Linked DNA regions of Homo sapiens: region 2 is linked to region 1. The links are chromatin loops, found by intact Hi-C in ENCODE. Cell type or tissue: PC-9. All regions are shown on one strand. Each heading gives the region's core, and the rest is flanking DNA. Links, peaks and the distances in the headings are about the cores only.

The links. Peaks named below come from ENCODE experiments on the same cell type or tissue, not always from the same donor. Only the 100,000 strongest peaks of a DNase experiment are listed, where the experiment ranks them.
Region 2: it touches region 1 in a loop (2.6-fold over the local background); 8 of 110 quality-filtered maps call a loop at or near these places.

Annotation. Positions count from the first base shown.
Region 1 is chr12:76,032,244-76,042,958 of GRCh38, forward strand. It overlaps NAP1L1 (nucleosome assembly protein 1 like 1), which reads right to left. Exons shown (of 15, transcript NM_004537.7): 15 at 4,342-10,715. It overlaps PHLDA1-DT (PHLDA1 divergent transcript), which reads left to right. Exons shown (of 2, transcript NR_185978.1): 1 at 1-559; 2 at 1,021-2,146. Among named protein-coding and RNA genes, the nearest start is that of PHLDA1-DT, 5.8 kb to the left of the region's middle. In PC-9, for the core only: a CTCF peak has its summit at 5,068 (motif pointing left); a DNase peak (open chromatin) is centred at 5,050.
Region 2 is chr12:75,857,094-75,867,808 of GRCh38, forward strand. No RefSeq gene overlaps it. Among named protein-coding and RNA genes, the nearest start is that of PHLDA1-AS1, 170 kb to the right of the region's middle. RefSeq lists a silencer at 5,916-6,210. In PC-9, for the core only: no CTCF peak of the experiment used is centred there; DNase peaks (open chromatin) are centred at 5,718 and 6,168; H3K27ac peaks cover 2,500 bases.

The sequences.
Region 1 (10,715 bases), core at 4,047-6,546:
ATATTCGCTCACGGTCACTAAGTAGCTCTTCTTGGAAAGAGGGCGATTGTTAAAGCAATAGTGCGACTGTCGGGCTTGCCACGGGTGGAGAGAGGCGGACCCACGTCAGGTCGCATCTCGCCTGCTTTTCTCGACCCCGACCGCAGGCGCTAACCCGTCTTCGGCTTTCTTCTTGACCCGTACGGTTTGCAACGTCTCTTAAAACAGTAACTCAACTCTCTACAAACCGGGGTAATATCCGGTGCTGAGATCCCACACTGCAAGGCGCAGTTCCAAACGTCTGGTCGGCCTCGCAGGTCCCTCTTTCCAAGGCCTAGCCAGATCTTGGTTTTGGAATCTCATTTATCTGTGACCTGGGGAATGCAATACCCCCAGCTCCCTCCTACTCCTACATTTAAACAATGCCTATAGAAGCCGCTTCCTGGGAAGTAAGGCATAACCGAGACCTAGCCTCCCGGTAGGGAAGTTCATCCGTTTAGTAAACAGCCCCAACTACGTGCGGACCCTCACGGGGATACGAAGAATTCAACCAGGGCTGGACAAGTCAGAGTGGGCCAAGGTAAGAGTTACGGCTGCTACTGTGCCCACGTTGGAACAGATAGATTAGTTCATCTGCTAGTTGTGTGGCAAGAGCAAAGAATTCAAGAGGGGAAGAGAAAGTGAGAGGAGCTTAGAGAGCTAAGCAAGAATCGAATCCTTTGTGTGTCATGGTAAGAAATTCGAACTTAATACCAAGGTAGTCAGAACAAAGGACAACTTTTATACACGAGGGCGTCCTGAATATTCATCTAAGAAACAATGTCTGATCAAACGGGACAATCCAGCCAGCAATCCTGAGTCCCACCGGATTATGCTTGGCCAGCTTTCTAGCCTTCACATTGTTAATTTATTAGCAATCTTTTCAGGAGAAAGGCAATTATTAAAATTATGTGGACTTCTAGTAAAATTATCTCGAAGATTTACAATTATGTATACCAATAACAAAAAAACTACATGTTTTCTGCTCCCCTGCCTTTGTAGGACAAGTGAGCATTCCAGAGAATTTCTACATGACCAGCTGTTCATTCTTTTAAGAGGATGACATTCTTCAGCTCATCTGGAAAGGATACTTCCTTTAAGTCTGTTATTCACAGTCTCCAAGGGCAGGTGTAGTTGGGAAAGACATTTCATATGGAAAAACAAACTTGATAGGGTAAAAAAAAAAAAAATGAGATGTAATCTGGAGGCCCAAGTCATTTTCTTAGGAGAAACTCAAATGTGTTTGGTGTTATCTAACCTTCTGCAGTTTATCAGTCTGAAACAAATGCATTCTATTCTCATTTGAAAATGTCTGAACAGCCACCAATTTTCAAAATCACCCATTTAACTAGAGACTTTAAAGCCCAGAATTTGCAGTTACGTATTTCAGAATGATTTAGTAATTTTGTGAGCAGCTCAGAGGTTAAGTCTACAATGTCTGACTACGGTGCATTATTGAAAATATCAGTAGTGTAAGGATCCCGTAGATTGGTGATAACTTTGCTCTTGTTATTTCAACAGTTACCACCAACAGTTGGTGACTTAACAAATTAAGAGCATAGTTGCCATATGCTCATATTTGGCAAATATGTCAAAATGGCCATATTTGCCAATTTTTAAGACAATAAATTCACAGAAAATGCATTACAGAAAATAACTTAAAAAAAAAAAAAACAACTTTTGGGCCAGGCATGGTGGTTCACACCTGTAATACCAACACTCTAGGAGGCTGAGGTGAGAGGATCCCTTGAGCCCAGGAGTTTGAAACCAACCTGGGCTACATGGCAAGGCCTCCCTCTACAAATGTAAAAAAAAAATTAGCCAGGTGTGGTGGCATGCGCCATGTAGCCCCAGCTACTTGGGAGGCTGAGGTGGAGGACTGTTTGAGCCCAGAAGTTCAAGGTTGCAGGAGCTAGGATCGCACCACTATACAAGCCTGGGTGGCAGCAAGACCCTGTTTAAAAAAAAAAAAAAATTCAGCTGTATATGCAATGAAAACCTACAAGTCACTGAAAAGTTACTGAAGTTTAGAAAACTAGCCAACAAAATCATTGCTTTGGTAAACAAATTTGAAATGGCTAATTGAAAGTACATTTTACAGCTGGCAATATAAAGTTATCTATCAGCAGCACTGGACAGTTCATTTTCTTCTCTTGGATAAAGTTTATCACTTGGCTTCAAGGACATCACTCAGTTTTCCTTTACATCTCCAGTGTCTCCTCTATGAGGTGCTTTCTCTTCTCTCCAAACTTTTAATGTTGGAATGCCCCAAGTCTTTGTCTTTGGCTCTCTTCTTTATCTACACTCATTCCCTTGTTGATATCCAGTCTCATCACTTTTAATAACATCTATATGCCAGAGTCCCAAATTTATACCCCCAACTTATATCCAACTGCTTACTGCCGAAGAATAAAACACTGAAGTTAAAAAATAATAAACATACCAGGCAAGGGAACACTTACTAGTAAAGCCATTTACTGAGTAGTTCACTAAAGGTTTAAGTCTGAGGGGATTTTAGGTCATAGGAAAAAAAAAAAAAAACTGAAAAAGAACACTCGGATGGTCAGAGGAGTCTGTAATTCATACACAATAGGTTTTAACAAATTCCTACATGGAACTGCTCCAGTTTATAGGTTAGAATTAACTATAGTGAAAAACAGCCTTCAGTTTTTATCAATTCCAGGCCAGTGAGTGCTACTATAAGTTGAAAATTCTCCATTTACACTTCTCTACAGTACGGCTTGTGTAGTCTAAGAAATCAAACATGTGAATGAGCTCCCAAACTATTTTCCTCACTCTAACCTACTCTACCTGCAGCCCCCTTTCTCAGTTGACAGCAATCCTCTGTACAGATGCTCAAACTAAAAACCGTAGATCAGTACTGCCCTTACACCAGGCCAGGAAAGGCCCTTATCCAAGGCCCTGAGCTTTAGGATTGAGTGCTTTAGAGTCAAGATGACATGTCAATCTAGAGAGCATACTCATTCTGCACTACACTCTAGGTACTCAAGACCCCAAATACCCTGCCCAGAATAGCCCCAGCTGTTCCAGGAAATGCATTACATCATCATTGCATGCACTGATGTGTTAGGGGGATAGGGCAGTTCGAATATACTGGTTATGGCATCCAAGTAAATGTGCAGGAGGCCCCTTGCCATACAGTTCAGAGCCGGGGTGGGAAGAAAAGGAAGGTGGCTCATGGGCTGAGGGTCAGCTCTGCCCGCAAGTTATATTCTGGCATAAATACAAACCTGGCTTCCCAGTTCTAATGAAAGTTTGTCAAGACAGGCACATTGGGCATATTTTCATTAAACAGTACTTTTAAATATTTAAACATACGGTATCTCCATTGTACTCTTGCCCCAGGCCTTCAAGTGTGTAGAATCATGCCTGCCTTGTAGTAATTTTTTTCTCTCCCAATATTTAATCTACACATTTAGTCAGGAAATCCTACTGGTTAGGCCTTCAACTACATCTGGATTCTGTCCACTTCCTTCATTACCACCCTGATCCAAATCACCATCATATCCCCCCACTGGATTACTATGATGGCCTCCTAACTTGTCTCCCTGATTCTATCCTTGTTATCTATTTTCAGCATAGCACCCAAAGTTATCTCCATCACTTTCTTCAAGTCTTGGCTCAACAGGCCTATCCTGATCACTCTCAAATGGTAGCCACTCAATTCCCCTTAATTTTTCCCATAGCATATATTATCTTCTAACATGCTACTCAATAATTTATTGTACCTATTGCTTATTTCTGTTCCCCTTCCCACTAGAATAGTATGCAAGCTATTCAAGAGGGCAAGGACCATTGTTTCTGATGTGTCCCAATCACCTAGAAAAAGTCTTGATACCAAGTAGATGCTCAACATAGGTAGAAATCTTGAATTGAATTAGAAGTCCATACCCATCATAAAAAGAATATCAATTTTTTCAAATGCTTTTGACAGATTTTTCATGATGCATCCTACTTTTTAAAACTTGAGATGTAAGGACTTGAAATTTGCCCTACAAACATATCTCTGGTATACTTTTTAAATGGATAACTACATGCTAGGCCTCTCTGAATCTTAAATGCTTTTATAGTCAGACATCTAAAATAAATCCCACAAACCTTTTCCCAAGCAACATGCAATTTAATATCATGAGAGGTGTTTATATAAACTAGTATCCTACTGTTTTCTAGTAAGAGTATTTAGAAGCATGAGAAACACAGTAATGGAACTGAGTTGGTAAGTTTCTTACTTGGCAGTTACATAGTCAAACACTTGACTAAAAGTCCATTAATCAATACTGGCTTAAAGACATGTAACAGAACTTGGAAAGTTATTAAGTGTTTAATTCATAATGATTACAAAATTCTGATCTGTAAACCAATTTGCAATATACAGTAGAAACTCATGACAATGATCATTATTAAAGATTTGGATAGACCAAAGGTCAAACATCTTTCAAGAAAAAGTTAAAGCCCAGTAAATTATGAACATGTCACGTTACCCTCATCAGGGTATAAAAGATAACCAAGGCTGGGCGCGGTGGCTCACGCCTGTAATCCCAACACTTTGGGAGGCTGAGGCAGGCGGATTGCCTGAGGTCAGGAGCTCGACACAAGTCTGGCCAACATGGTGAAACCCCGTCTCTACTAAAAATACAAAAAAAAAAAAAACCCACAGCGCCTGTAATCCCAGCTACTCGGGAGGCTGAGGCAGGAGAATTGCTTGAGCCAGGGAGGTGAAGGTTACAGTGAGCCAAGATCACGCCACTGCACTCCAGCCTGGGCAACAGAGCGAGAATCTGTCTCAAAATAAATAATTAAATAAATAAACAAATAGTCTCACAGAGTGCAGTTTAGACTTCTTAGCCTTATTTCATCTTTGAAGTACTATTCAGAAGAAATATTCTAGATTCTAGTTTCCAAAAGTCCTTGAGTTGAAAACGTTAAGTATTAACACAGAACTATCCAGACTTCTTAGGTGGGTGTCCAGAGCTGCCTTCCTTTTCGCCTTAGTAGTTGATGAACTGATGCCTCCTAGTGACCAATCTGTGTAACAGCTTAAAGCAAGTGCTTTATAATGAGTGCTTAGCGCTTTTTTTTAACTGTAGTACAAACACAATTGTGGATCCAAGCACCGTCCATCAGCTGTCTCCGTCCTTTCTGTTCTGCCAGCAGCCTAATTCAGTTCTCTCATCTAAGTTCTTGGGTGGCCCAATCACCTGATCCATACTCATACACATGGCCTTCAGTTTTACTCTTAAAACATGACAGAAAACTTCTATTCGCCTCCAATTGTATACATTCCAATTCCTTACCCTTGCATGACAAGCCCTCCACAGAATGGGTCCTACTTATTTTGACTCGTTCCACTCAACCTTGAGCGAGTGCCAGTCATACATCTCCTTGTCCTCGCAGCCTCCAATTTACCTTCCCAAATCCTCTGTAAACCTTTCATTCTTCAAAGCCCTATTCAAATCCCAGATTTCCTCTGGCTGAGTTAATTCCTTCCTAATCACTTCAAACTCTGATGAGTAGTTATCCAATTTTCACGTCTACTTCACTAAATATCCAAGATCCTGGATGAGTGTTTTCGCCATTGTACCTAACGGAGAGCTGATTGACAGCACTTAAACTGAGGGGAAATGACTAATGTTTTGTCTGGAAATGTATTGATATTATTCAAAATGGGCAAGCAGGCTATCTTATTGAGTATTAACAAGTAACCAGGAAGTCTGATTATTTGTAAACTTGTTATGGTAATATTAGCTTTGAAGTGACAAACGAAAATATGGAACTGGATGAAATGGAGCAGAGAGGAAGGTAATCCAATGAAGGAGGCTGAGAGAACCAGTATTATGTTGTCACAAAACTGCAATCACTCAAAAGTGTTGATATTCTGGCTCTGGGTCTCTGGGGTGACAAGATACCCCAGTAACTAAGAGTGGAAGCAATCCTCTGTCCCCACTGAAGAGCCCAAGAACACCTACCACCTTTCCTAAGTATGCTTCTACTCTGAAACCCGGTAAATGCAACCCGTTGTTTGCAACTCAAATATGTAACTGACAGTCACTTGGGCAAATACCTCCATTTAAGGAACTAAATTCCAAGGATATTTCCCTCTTTTGCTGTCATTTTTCCATTGCCACAAAACACACAGCCTGAGGACATAGGCTGTTCAATTTGATCACTATTGATCTCTGTAAGAAAAAAAAATCCAGTAATGGGCAAATACCTTTCTTAGGTGATAGAGGACATATAGCAGTGAGTGTAGACAATTCCTCCCAAAAACATGAGAATAAAGAAGGTGGTAGTGGTGTTACTTTAGAAGAACAACTCAGGCTTCAGAGAGGGTAAGTTTCATTACAGACAAGGTAATCTAAGAGTAAAAGGGATAAAAGAATTCTGTGGGGTAGCCAGACTCAGAAAGGTGGAATAACACTTTTACAAGAAGATAAAACCCAGGAAATGTTTATGGCAAGCTTGTATGTTGCCACTAAACCTACCAGAAAAAGAAATCCCATTAGAACCGCCCCCATCACAATAACTACCTAAGTAAATCATTGTTGAGTAACAATGAGCACCCCTTAAACATGTCAGAAACCAGAAAGTTTTTGTTTCTAATGAGATTTCATTTACACTTTTAAGTCATTGTCTCAACCTAATTTGTGCATGCATGGTTCTGAGAAAGGTTATCATGCAAAATGAAATAAAAAGCCTTGGGCAAAGCAGGACTCCAATCATAATTAATCCTTTTGGGCCGTATTTAAAGAAAATTACTTTTCTTAGCCCTGTTCACTTATTTCTAAAATGTAGTTATTTGCTTTATGTTCCAGGATATCCTTGATCAAATAATCCTTTTCTAAATCAACTTATTTCGACATATGTGGCCAATGTGGCTGTCATCCTAACCTCCCTTGGCATTCACACCCAGCTCTATTTTATTTACTATCCTACTTTTAGCACTGTGAGCATAAACCATAGGTTCTTCTTTTTACAGGAGAGGTTGGATGCCAGTAGCCTTTAGCCTCCTTCAGCCCATCCTGTACCTTGAACCTGGACATGATGTATAGAGCCCCAGCAACCACTTGATAATAAACCAACTTGCCAAAGACAAAAAGTAGAATGAAAGTCTGCCTGAGAACCATGAAGCTCCCATATCAGTCCCAGAGTCTGTCTAAGCCTAAGAGAAAAACCTATATAAGCCACATTGTATTGGGGCTGTGTTATACAACATTATAATAAATACAAACTCTTCAGGGCAGGGGAGAGAAAAAGGAAAGATTATCTGAATATTGTTTAAAATGAAATCTAGATTAACTCTGGTCTCTAAAATATTTCATCTCTGAAAGCTCTAGCCTAAAGAACATGCTTATTTAACCACTAGTTGTGTGACAGAAATATCTACAAGGCAGTGCAAAGTGTAGGGCCATCCAAATGCTGGCTCCAACACAACTCAACTGTGTCATTGTTAAAGTTACTTAACTTCCATCCTTATGCATAAAAAGGGAATTAATATTCTCAATCAAGTATGATTAAGGCATTATTTTTATTATCTTAATGTTAAACGAACACTTAGTTCTCCCCAAATTGCTGATTAATACTGTAAACTGAAATCCCACTAGTTTAAAACTATACATGGAATAGCAATGAAGTTTTTCTCGAAACCTCTCAGTCTAGTTACATTATACCCAACTTTTGAAAACACGTGTACTTAAGGGTCACCTTATACATACCACTTGAGGTTCCTTTACTAATCAAGCTTGACATTTTTGTCTGAGGGAGTTCACTACGTTATAGCTTGAATTATAGCTGGAAATCAATTGTCCAGCTATAATTCAAGTAAAAGATTCCAAAATGATGGGGAAAAGCATATGTTTTTCTCCCTGAACAGGCATACAATATGTAATTTAAGCTTTGATGTCTTTGGTCATTTTGGAAAACGACTGCAACAAACTAAGCCCAGTCAGAAAAATTTTGCTTGTTTTAAGCCATTAAGTTTTGGAGGTTGTTTTGTTATGCAGTACTAGGTAACTGCAACTATTGATATGCCTTCCCTTGACTTTAAAAAACAACTAAGTTGACTCTTGAATATCAAATTTGAACTAAGAGGGTCCACTTACAGGTTTACTTCTGTCTCTACTACCCCTGTGACAGCAAGACCCCCCTCCTCCTCAGCTATTCATGAAGGCAGTGAGGATTGAGACTGTTATAATCCAGTTCCACCTGAGAGTAAATATACATACACATACATATACATACACACACACACACACACAGACAGTTTCATTCTGTTGCTCAGGTTGGAGTGCAGTGGCACTATCTCGGCTCACTGCAACCTCCACCTCCCGAGTTCAGTCAATTCTTGTGGGCTCACTGCAACCTCCACCTCCAGAGTTCAATCAATTCTTGTGCCTCAGCCTCCTGAGTAGCTTGGACTACAGGCACACACCACTACCACCTACAGCTAAGTTTTGTATTTTTAGTAGAGGCAGGGTTTCTCCATATTAGCCAGGCTGGTCTCGAACTTGTAACCTCAAGTCACTGGCCCGCCTCAGCCTCCCAAAGTGTTGGGATTACAGGCATGAGCCACCACACCTGGCCATAATATATTTCCGATTGCTTAACATTTTCTCTAGCTTACTTTTTACAGTATATAATACACATAACATACAAAGTGTGTGTTAAATGACTTATTGGTAAAGTTTCCACAGTAGGCTGTCAAGTTTTGGGGGAATCAGCTTATACATAGATTTGACTGAAGGAAGCTGGGGCCCCTAGCCCCTGCATTATGAAAGAGCTAACTGTATACACAATCCAGCTTTGTTTCATTGGTTTTCTCAATCTACAGGAATATGACAACTACAAAAGACCTTAGAGACTGAACTACTGAGAATCAATCATTCGACTTGCTACACAGTCCCACACAGGATTATGGTTGGTACATTGAATGGGTCTAGATAAATCCTAACTGACCTATACATCCAAAACTTTTCTGTACACTTACCAAGTTCCAAGCACAGTGCTGGAAATTAGGAAACTCATTAATAAGCAAGTGTTTCTAGAGTATTTTGAACTGGTTCAAAACCAGTTCAGATTTATAGAACCAAAGAGTAGGTACTGATGAAAAGGAGATCCTATGTTGAACTAGTAAAACACATGCACAAAAGCCCAGTGGCAGAAGTAAAAGAAAAGGCAGCCAAGCAGAGCTGAAATAGTGCAAATGCAGGTTAAATACAGTGGGCTATTCATCTCCAAGTTGCCGTGAAGTGGCTAAGTCCACTCACCAAGCCAAATGAATAGCAAAGACAACAGTTCCAGCCTCCAGTTTTGAAATCCATAGTTAAGTGCGGCAGCTCCCACTTGTAAGCATAGCACCTCAGGAGGTTGAGGTGAGACAACCACTTGAGCCCAGGAGTTAGACACTAGTCCAGGCAACATAGTGAGAATCATCTCAAAGATAATAAAAATAAAACTTTGTTGACTGGCCTAATCCAAGTCTAAAATCACATCTGATCTCAAGACAGACACCCATGTCACATCCACACCAGTGTCAAGGCTCCAGGTAAATGTTGGGAGATAGAAGGGATAACCTGAATAATGACAATTTGGGTATTCTGAAGCATGAGAAATCCAAATATATAGCGATACCTCATTTCGTTTTACCCTAGATCATTTCTGGGTTCTGCCAAAGGCCAAAGAAAGTAAACAGCATATGAAAACACATGTATTAAAATAAAACAAGAAAGGAATGAGATGAGATTTTCAAACCTAGCTCACTTTAGGTTAAGGTCAATTTTTTTTTTGTTTTTTACACATAAAATCTTCAAAACGAGGCATATGTTTAATTTTATTATCCAGTCTTAGTCTCAGTGTTCTTATGTACACTGAGTAATGCATCCCTTACACCTAGGAGGAATTTTGCCTTTGAACCAAGAAAACCCCAACTAGTTCAGAAATAAAGTTCTAAAACCAATTTAAAAAGTAATCCCAATCACAAATTTTAGGTTTTCTTATGTTTAGGAAGTGCTCATAGGCTCTAAGTACTTTTGTTTCCTTATTAATGTTCACCACGATCTTTCGCAATACAGATGAAAAGACTGATGCTGAACCAACAGGTGGTAGACAGACTCTAAAGCCTGTGTTTAAAGACACTACCCAAAGACACTACTTGTATTCTCACACATATCCATTAAAATTTGGTAGCAGAGACATTTGTTTAGGGGCTGAAAAGTTTTAGTCTAAAATTAGATCTCCATTTTTATTCATGGATTCTTATTCCTATAGAGCAACCTCATCTACTTTCCTAGTTGGATCAACTGATTCCACTTATTTGAAAATAATTACAAATACGGACGGCAGTAGCAGTAGGAAAAATAACATTGTTTGATTCAACTTCAAAGTATCCACTGTGCGTTCAGTTTTTATGATACATGTACAAATTTTCTTTCACCTGAAAGGCCCTAGAAATACCCTGTAAAGAGCATATTCAGCAACTGGACTTAAGTTTCTAAGTAATACTCCCTATTCTAAGAAGCCAGCAATCCTTGGAGAAATGGCCCATTCCAGGGCTGAAATAGAAAACGCCTGTAAGACTAGAAAACTTTTTGAGCCAAAAAGTATGTTGATCAGAGTAAAGAATATACCGGAATTCTTTCAACTATTTTCAGAGTTGAAGGAAAGCTGTAATATTGATAAGT
Region 2 (10,715 bases), core at 5,065-7,564, 170 kb before region 1:
ACTTTTATGTTCAAAGTACTTTTCTTAGGTGAAGAATAACTTACATACAGTAAGATATATAACTATTAAGTACACAGCTTGATGAATATTTACATATGTAAACACCCATGTTACCACCATCCAGATAAAAATATAGACTATTTCTATCACCCAGAAAGTTCCTTTATGCCTGCATGTTATTGGGTTCATTTTTAATGGTAAATATACTTTATTGCTAACTTTATATTATGAGAATATTTGATTAAACAGAACTCTGACCATTCCAGGTAGAAAAGAAAACGAACATTTATCGAGCAAATGAAATTTTCTAAGCACTTTGACATTTCATGCTAATCCTGTTAGGTGTAATTATCTCCACTGAGCCAATGAGGAAACTTGGGCTCTGAGAGTTTAAGGGGCCTTTCCAATGTCTTACAGTCTGTAAGCAGCTCAAGGCCTTTGTTTTTTCTTTTCTTTTTTTTTTTTTTTGAGACGGAATCTCGCTCAGTCCTGCACTTAATTGATCCTCCCACCTCAGCCTCCCAAGCAGCTGGGACTACAGGTGCACACCACCACGCCTGGCTAATTTTTAAATCTTTGTTTTGTAGAGATGAGGTCTTGCTATGATGCCCAGGCTGGTCTCAAACTCCTGGCCTCAAGCTATCCTCCGCCTCAGCCTCCCAAAATGTTGGGATTATAGGTATGAGCCACTGTGCCTGGCCTGTTTTTTCCCTGTGATCACACTGCCAGGCAATATAGCTTACTGTATTTTGCAACTAAGAGAGTGTTTTTGTTTCCATGTGTGTGTGTGTGGTTTTTTTTGTTTGTTTGTTTTTTGTTTTTTTGGTTAAGTCTCATTTATGCCCAATACTAAAAAATGATAAAGGATAAATGAAATCCATAGAAAATAAAAAATACTTATCTACAGGTAACCTTAAAATATCTTTATTTATTAGTTTGCCTTAAAAATACCTTAAGAATAAGACCCAGCACTTTAGGAGGCCAAGGTGGGTGGATCGCATGAGCTCAGGAGTTTGAGACCAGCCTGGGCAACATGGCAAAACTCCATCTCTACAAAAAATACAAAAATTAACCAGGTGTGGTGGTACATGCCTGTAGTCCCAGCTACTTGGGAGGCTGAGGTGGGAGGATCGCTTGAGCCCAGGAGGCAGAGGTTGCAGAGTGAGACCCTGTTTAAAAAAAAAAAAAAAGAATAAGAGGGAAAAAGAGAAAGATAGTGCCCATATCCTAACTATGCCTTAAACACAAAAAGATGTTGTTTTTTAATCTCTTTGAAATGGCTTACCTTTGATATTGATTTTCAAGTTCAGGGCCACGAGTAAAGGAATAGTGTTAACTAGACTCAAAACAACCTGCAATTCACCTGATCAACAAGACCAGGAACCAAGTGGCCCAGGTCATGGGAGTAGTGGTTTTGTGGGACCCTGGTTAGTGGTCCTTAAAGGCCGATTTTTGTGACCTCAGGGGTTTGTGATAAACCATCCCAGTTTGCCTGGGGCTGACACAGTTTTAGCAGTGAAAATCCAGTGTCCCAGACAAACTGGGCTGGCTAGTCACCCCATGCATAGGCACCGCCTTTTTTTTTTTTTTTTTGGCCCGCCTTTCAAATCACCTTAACAAAATGTTGGTTTGATCTTTGGGATTCCAAAGGATGTTTAGGAAAGTGAAGAAAATCATAAATGCAAATTAAATCAATTTGTTCACCAAAAAGAGGTTTCTTTAAAGAGGACACCTAAATGCTTCTGCTTATAGACACATAAGAAATAAGAAGAATGCAGAAGCACTGTCTCATTGCTTCCAGGGAGAAGAATTTGGTGCTGGCTGACCAGGCAAGGATGGTAGTCTCTCACGGCATGCCCTTTTAGAGCCATTTGAATTAAATGGATGCATATTCATGATTACACTAATTCAGTGTTGTGGAACTGTGTTCCTCAGCAGGCCTTGAGGGACCATAGGGTGGGGAATTAGGGAAGTAATAGAGATAATTGCAGACACCCTTCACCTGCTTCAAGCAGCTTTGTATTAGCTGTTTTACATTTTGGCTTCTTCACAAGATTTCACTTAAATAAAAGGTTTTATGATATTTTTAAAAGTCTAAAAACCATAGCACTAGTCCTTTTACTTACAATCTGTAAACAGCAACCCTTTCTAAACAATCCTTTACGGAAGAGAGACACCAAGGTCTACTGAAAAACTGGGGACATGGCATCAAAGGAGTCAGGTTCCAATCCTGGGTCCACGCTTGCTGTCTGTGTGACCGTGAGTAAGTTTCTTTATACCCTGGGAGCCTTAGTACCTTCATCTGTTTTCAAAAAGTATATGTATCTGTGTGTAATATTAGCCCATTGTGAGAATTAAATGCTATACTACTCATGAACCAACAAGCACTGTACCTGTGTACATAGCAAATACTCATAAATGTCTAATCTGAAACTGAATCAGTGTTAAAAAGGCATTAATGCAGAAGTAGGTTATTAAAATACTATTAAAAGGATGTGAAGAAAATAATAATACCACCTGCATATGTTTATGTCAGGTTCTGTTCAAAGTATTTTATACTAATTAATTCAATTAATAAAACAGAGTGAAAGTTAGAGATGAGTGGAAGATTAAAGGAATGGAAAATTGGCCCTATGAGGATACTGGACCAGAGATGGGGATAATGGTTTACATTAGGACAAATGTAATCTCAGCTGATCTGTAGGAGATCTCAGCTAAAAATAAAGAAGAAATTATTTGGCTATCAAGCCAATCAAATGCTGGTAAAGAGTTTGTTAGGTACTGTGACTCCACAAGGCCATTTACCTAGGGAGGGAGCTGAAATATGAGGAAGCCAGGAAAGGGACAAAGAGGCCGATAGGCTAAATCCAAGTTGGCAGAGTGTGGCCTAGATGAGTGCCCTGCCCTAGAAGGAGAGCCATAACCAAATGCCAAGCCAAAGGACCACAATGAGAAGGCTGCCCAGTCAAAAAACTGAGTCATGAGTCATGGGTTGGGGTGTAACACCCTGAAACAGCATACCAAAGGCAAGAAGGCAGTGTCTGAAAAAGCCAGCTGGGCCATGTGTGGATCTCAGCAGATTATCAACAGCTCTGCCCTACATCTCTTGCAGCCATGCAGTTCACCGTAAAGCAGTCCTATTTATGAATTGTTAGCTCATACCAAGACTCTTCCAGGAAAATTTACTGGGCTAAATAGGTGCATGATTGGCCAGTCGTGGTGGCTCACACCTGTAATCCTAGCACTTTGGGAGGCAGAGGCACGCAAATCACCTGAGGAGTTTGAGACCAGACTGGCCAACATGGAGAAACCCCATCTCTACTAAAAATGCAAAAAAAATTAGCCGGGCATGGAGGCACATGTCTGTAATCCCAGCTACTAGGGAGTGTGAGGCAGGAGACTCCCTTGAACCCGGGAGGCAGAGGTTGCTGAGAGCCAAGATCATACCATGAACTCCAGCCTGGGTGACAGAGCGAGACTTGTCTCAAAAAATAGTAATAATAAGTAAAATGACTTCTCTAAATGGTAGCTATTTATCCCCTCTTATCTCAAAACAGAGTTTGGATAAGGTAATCACAATGTATTTTAGAATTCTGTGAAAAACATGGAAGAGATGAATAAAAAGAGGGTGGGACAAAGAAAGGGACTAAGAATTTTTTTTGGCCTGGCGTGGTGGCTTACACCTGTAATCCCAGCACTTTGGGACGCCAAGGCAGGTGGATCACAAGGTCAGGCATTCGAGAACACCCTGGCCAATATGGTGAAACCCCGTCTCTACTAAAAATACAAAAATTAGCCAGGCATGGTGGTGCCTGCCTGTAGTCCCAGCTAGTCAGGAGGCTGAGGCACAAGAATCACTTGAACCTAGGAGGCAGAGTTTGCAGTGACCCAAGATTGAGCCACTGCACTCCGGCCTGGGCAACAGAGCGAGAGACTCTGTCTCAAAGAAAAAAAAAGATTTTTTAATTGCCATTGATAAAAATTATATTTTTAAGTTTTAATATGAGTAACCCATCTAAAAGTGGGAATAAATAAAAATCATACTGTTAACCTAGTACAGAGGTTCTGAAACAGCAATCCATGCAGACTAGGTACATCAGAATCATCTGAGAAGTCTTTTTTTGTTTTTGGGTTTTTTTTTGTTTTTTGAGGTGGAGTCTCTGTCACCCAGGCCGGAGTGCAGTGATGTAATCTCAGCTCACTGCAACCTCTGCCTCCTGGGTTCAAGCGATTCTCCTGCCTCAGCCTTCCAAGTAGCTGGGACTACAGGTGCCCACCACCATGCCCGGCTAATTTTTGTACCTTTAGCAGAGACGGGGTTTCACCATATTGGCCAGGCTGGTGTCAAACTCCTGACCTTGTGATTCACCCACCTCGGCCTCCCAAAGTGCTGGGATTACAGCGTGAGCCACCGTGCCCGGCCAAGAAGTCTTTTTAAAAATATATTCCCAGTTATTTCCCCCAGACCTATTACAACACAATTTCGCAGGATGGGTCTGGTTATCTCTATTTTTTAAAGCTCCTTGGGTGTTCCTGATATACAAATAGACTTGAGAACTTCTGACTTTGTAGACACTCTCAGTATTCGAGGCCTTGTACCAAAAATTAGTGAGAGCTTTTTAGCCAGCTACCTGCTTAGGGTACTAGGACAGTAGTGTTGGTTTGTTCTATTTGATTCAGGTACTTCTCAACAGTAAGAGAAAACTTTTTTTTAACACAGGACCTGATGAGAAAAATGAGACAATATATAAGGAAATACAACCTCCTATGATAAATGAATTGAATCCATATACCTTACTTATTGTAAGCAAAAATACGTATGGTAAAATATAAATAATCACAGGTTTAAATGTCCTCCTCTCTAGAACATTGGTAAAGCCCTTAACCAGGACCACTTGGGAGAGAAACTCTGTCCTTATCTGAGTCCAAATCTGCATCTTATTTTATAGTTTTCATCCATGAAGGTCTTTTTTGGCTGTTTCCTGTTGTCAGTGCTAATATGCTCATTGTAAAGAACTTTGAGTTTTTATGTCTACAATTACTCAAAGTCCAATGCCTAATACACAGGTTTTCTTCCATTTAAGTCATCAACTATATTTCTAGTATTGTTCCAGTCTCTGCTCGTAATTGCTTTTGTACGAGCCTGTATAACCAAAGAAACTTCTAAAGATACAGTCCTCTTATATGACCACTTTCAAATGGAACTGTTCCGCTCAAAGCTTCAGATCTTTCCTCAGGTGAGGCAGAGAGAGAAATCACTTCTAAATTGAGCATTTAGCCTTCATTACTATATTCCCTATATCACAATGTACTGTAAATGGTTCACTTATCTTGCATTTATCCCAAGGTACTATAAATTTATGTTTAATTATTTGATTGTTTATCTCTACCATGAGTTATAATAAGTCTAGGAGGACAGGGAGCATCTGTATTGTCTATTGCTGAATCACCTATACCTAACTTGATGCCTGGCTCACATAAATGTTTCATAAATATTTGTTGAATTGAAGAATGGACGGATGGATAATTGTTCCCTGCTTTTCCACAGAATATTTCCTACAAAGTTACTATCCACCCTTGAGGCCCCAGAGAACAGACAGGGTAGCACATTCATTTGTGTGTGTCCTCAGTACTGAGACCAAGGGCTGACACAGAGTAGTTGTATAATGAATGTTTGATGAATGACTGAATAACCTAAGGCAGAGTTCACTAAGCCATATGATTCATTGCCTTGTTGTTCAATACCTTCCACAAAAGAGTTGCCTAAGCTTGTATATAATCTGAATCAAATCAGAGGATTCAGCAGAAATTCTCTGAACTTGAATAGTCTGGCTTGTGAAACAGCTGAATATCTAAACATTCCCAAGTTCCCAAATTGTATGTAGACTAAATAATTTGCAACCAGGAATTGTCCTTGTTAGGGAGATTAGTGCTGAGAATATCCCAATTTGTACACTACTAAGTCCAAGAAACAAATTACATGTCTATTTGCCAGAGCCATGGTTTCTGTATGGCATCATCTCAGATGAGTCAGGACCAAAGAGGTCATCAGTATCAGAAATGCAGTGACTGATTTCCTGCACCGTTGAAGGCTGAGAAATAGGATTTGGGAATTGAGCTTTATAGTCCAAATATTCCTTCCATCACCTTACCCCCCCATAAATGCATGCACTCAATTGAAGTCAGATTACTCAGGCTGACTATAAAAGGCAAGATTTTCCTGTTTCCATTTTCAAATATAAAATAGCCACCTATAGGAAATAAAACATGATTCACAGTTAGGTAAATACTCTATTGTTAGTGAGTCAATAAACATGAATCAGTCGTATACTTATAAAGACAACCTGAAAGAATTTGAGGCATAGGATAACAAAATAAAAATTAGAGCTAACATCTGTTGAACATTTTGCTGTTCACCAAACATTGCACTAACAATATGGAATATATGACAGTTAATTTTAGGTATCCACTAGACTGGGTTGGGAATACCCAGGTAGCGAGCAAAACATTATTCCCGGGTGTGTCTGTGACGGTGCTTCTGGAAGAGATAAGCATTTGAATCAGTAGACTTAGTAATCAGCAGACTTCCATCCAGGCTCTGCACCGACTAGATGATGATCACCCACATCCTCTGGATAAAAAGCCAGAGGGAGAGTCAATTCATTCTCTTCTGGGTTGGGGATAGCCATCTTGTCCTGCCCTCAGACGTCGGAACTCCAGGTTCTCAGGCCTTCAGCCTTGGACTGAGAGTTGCACCGTTGGCTCCCCTGTTCCCAGGCCTTTGGACTCAGACAGAATTACACTACCAGCTTCTCTGGTTCTCCAGCTTGCAGACAGCATATCAGGATTTCTCAGCCTCTATAATCACATGATCCAATTCCCTTAATAAATTCCCTCTTATATCTATATATATCCTATTGGTTCTCTTTCTCTGGAGATCTCTGACTAATACAGAATATATCTTTTAAATCTCCATACTAACCCAAGAGGTAAAGTCTATTATTATCACCATTTTATAAATAAGAAAACTGACATCCATAGAAGTCAAATAATTTTCCCCAGATGACACATTATATAAAAGAGGGGCCAGGATTTAATCCCAGAAAGATAAAAAGGTAAAAATCTAAGCCAATCATTTAACATCTGAGTCAAGAAGCAGAGAAAAATCAGTGAACACCTTTAAAAGTTCTTTTGGGGTTAAGGGAGTCTGGCATACAAGTAGGATTTCCACTTCTATGCAGTTCAGACAGGAAAGGAGATGGTCCCAAAGTGGTAGGTGTGGCTGGGAATACAACCAATTTGAATCAAAAGGAGGAAAGAAAATCAGTTCCAGATCCAGAATACTATGTGTCTCTCCCAAGGCCTATTCCCCTCCCACAAAAAAATTGTCCAATTTTTAAAATTTTCTCTTAAGGGTCACATCTATAAAACAAATCACTGGAGGCTCAGAATAGGTACTTTTTACAAATATTATTAGCTCCTGAATATAGGTATCTTACTTACTACTCTTAATACATTTTGAAACCATGAGAATCACTAAATAAAGGCAGATCTTTTACCCATGATTCACCTACTAATCCAAAGCATCCAGCTAAATAGAATTCCCATTATTTCCAATAACACTGCTCTGCTCAGAAAGCAAGAGGCCTAATCATAATCTACTCTCCGGTAGCCTCCAACAGGTGAAATGTGTTCAACAGTCCCCAGCCTTCAGGAGGGCAATTCAGTGTGCACGTAGATACAGCCAATAGCATCTGTTATCTGTTCCATCAAGCTTGCCCAAGGGGTGGTGTTCAGGAACTCAAACCACGTTTTTCCCCTGCTCTCACGTCGACAGCATAACAATCAACACAGAAGACTTCTGTGACCCCAAAACATGTGAAGATTTCTCCCCACTAGCAAACAAGGAATCCATTCTGCAGCAGACAACAGCTCGGTGTCCTCCAATTCGATTCCGGCTTTATCTGCTTGCAGACAGCGTCAGATCCCACAAGTAGAGGGCTCAATCATGAAAACTGGCCCCTGCTTCAGCCACCAGCCACAAGCCCAGGCCCTCAGAAATTTGACTGACCAGCTTTAAGTTGGGGTTTCCATGACCCACCTCTTTGGGCTCAATTAATTTCATGGGATGGCTCACAGAATTCAGGGAAACATGTTTACTGGTTTACTATAGAGGATATCACAAAAGATACAGATGAAGAGATAAAGGGAGTGAGGTATGGAGGAAGGGGCACAGAGCTCCTCAAGGTACACCAGGAACCTCCTCATGATCAGCTATCAGGAAGCTCCCCAAATCCAGTCCTCCTGAGCCTTTTATGCAGACTCCACTGGATAGGCATGATTGAAACATAGAAAACCATGTAGAAATGTGATTGGACAAAAAAGATGTGATCTAAACCCAGCGAGGCCCGTCTGTTCAGATTCTTCTTGGCCTCTCTGTGCAGGCTTCCTTCCTCTAGGGTATGAGTCAGGACCCTCTCTGGAATATAAGTTCTTATGACCCACAAGTAGATTGAGTCCTGCCTTGGGCAAGTGGAAGGAGAAGGTCAGAGAGTGATTCTGTTTCCTGCGGCCTGCACCTGAGACCTAAAGTGCCCCATCATTATAACAAAGGACTATAAAAGGGCTAATGGAAGCTATAAGCCAGGAAACCATGACATTCATATATATAAACCATATATATGTTTTCATTCATATATATAAACCATATATGTTTTCATTCATATATATAATGTTTTCATTTATATATAAACATATATGTTTTCATCCATATATAAATATATATTTGTTATATATATGTTATAAAATATCACAGGTGACACAAAGTAATGTACCTGCAATTTTTTCTTTGGTCCTTAACTGCTCTGAGGAACTAGTGTAGCCCTGATTTTCCTATGGGAATTGTGTATTGGGCACAGGTGAAACAATTACAAGTAGCAATGCTTCTAGATGTCCCTTGTAATAGCAGACCAATAAGCATTCCTCATAGAGTTGGGTCACGACTCAGACCCAGCTCTGATGTCTCAACTTCAATCTGCACAGAAGCTTCCCAGCACAATTCTAATGGGCAGACTAGGTTTCTGTAGTCCATAGACAAAGGCAGGAGGTAAAGTGGGAACCTGGATCTAGAAAGCCAAGGACAAAAAGACCAAAGCAAGTACAGAAACTGGAGTAAATAAGTTATTTCCAGGCATGGTTACTTTCATCTGTCAACTTGACTGAGTCTCAAGGTGCCTAGATATTTCATCAACGATTATTCTGGGTATTTCGGTTAGAGTATTTTTAGATGAGATTAACATTTAAATCAGTAGACCGAGTAAAGCAGTTTTCCCTCCCTAATGTGTGTTGGCCTCATCCAATCCTCTGAAGGCTTGAATAGAACAAAAAGGCAAACTTTCCTCCTAGTAAAAGAGAAGTCTCCTGCTTTCAGACTCAAACTGAAATATTGGCTCTTCCTGGGTCTCAAGGCTGCTGGTCTTCAGACTTGAACTACACCATCAGCTCTCCTGGGTCTCCAACTTGCTGCCTGATCTTACAGATCTTGGGAGTTTCCTACCTCTATAAATGCATGAGCCAATTCCTTATAATCAGACAACCAATTTCCATTTCCCTCTCTCTCTGGGTCTCTCTCTCTCTCTCTCTGTCCAGATAGATCCACACACACACACACAGATATACACACACACACAAACACACACCATATTCGTTCTGTTTCTCTGGATAACCCTAATACACTTCCCTTGCACTTCAGCCCCTCACACCCATGACCCATGACCACACCTTTGGACCTTGTTACCACCTGGATCTGAAATTTAGCACTCCTCTACCCAACTCTGACCACGACTTCCTATCCCTTCAGCTCCCTGGGTCCTTTAAATCCACCACACCCTCCCTTTGACCTCCCATCTTGGACCAACTTAAACTCCTCCCGTACTCACTTCCTGCCCTACCTGCCTTGGCCTCAGATCCAACACTCAGTGTCTCTTAATATTTGCAACTCCCTTGCCTATAGTCAGCCACTTTTGCCCACCAAAACCCAAACTCTGAATCAATCCCACTGCCTGTCTACCTTTTCCACGTTTAGATCCAGAGTGCTCAGTGCTGTTGGAGAAAATCAGAAAACCGCACATGCTGATGCCCCTACAAATTTCAGCTTCACTGACAACACACTCTCTGGTTTCTCCTCTTCTATCTCTAGACATTCATTCTCATTCTCTGTTTGGGATTCTTCTTCTTTCACTGGCCCCAGGGGTCCATCCTCCAGCCCCTTCTGTCTACACAGTGGATATGTGGGGAATTAGTTCCAGAACCACCCTCCTCACTCTTCCTCCCAGCCACCACCCCACGGCCACCCATTCCCCACCCTGTACCAGAATCTGCAACTACTTAAGTCCCACAGTTGGCCCTGCAGGAACCCTCAAATAGGAAACGTAGGCCCTCCATATAAGTGGGTTTCACATCCCTTGAATACTGTATTTTCTACTTTTTACTTATATGTAAAAAATCCACATGTAAGTGAACCGGCAGTTCAAACCCATGTTGTTCAAGGGTCAATTGCCTACACTTTTTGGATGATCTTATCCACCCCCATGCCTTTAAATCTTCACCCATATCCTAATTTTTTATTGATCTACATCACCAGTGCTGGTCTGTCTCTGAATTCCAGATACAATTGCCTCCTAGGCAGCTATAAACACTCAAACTCCACATCTGAA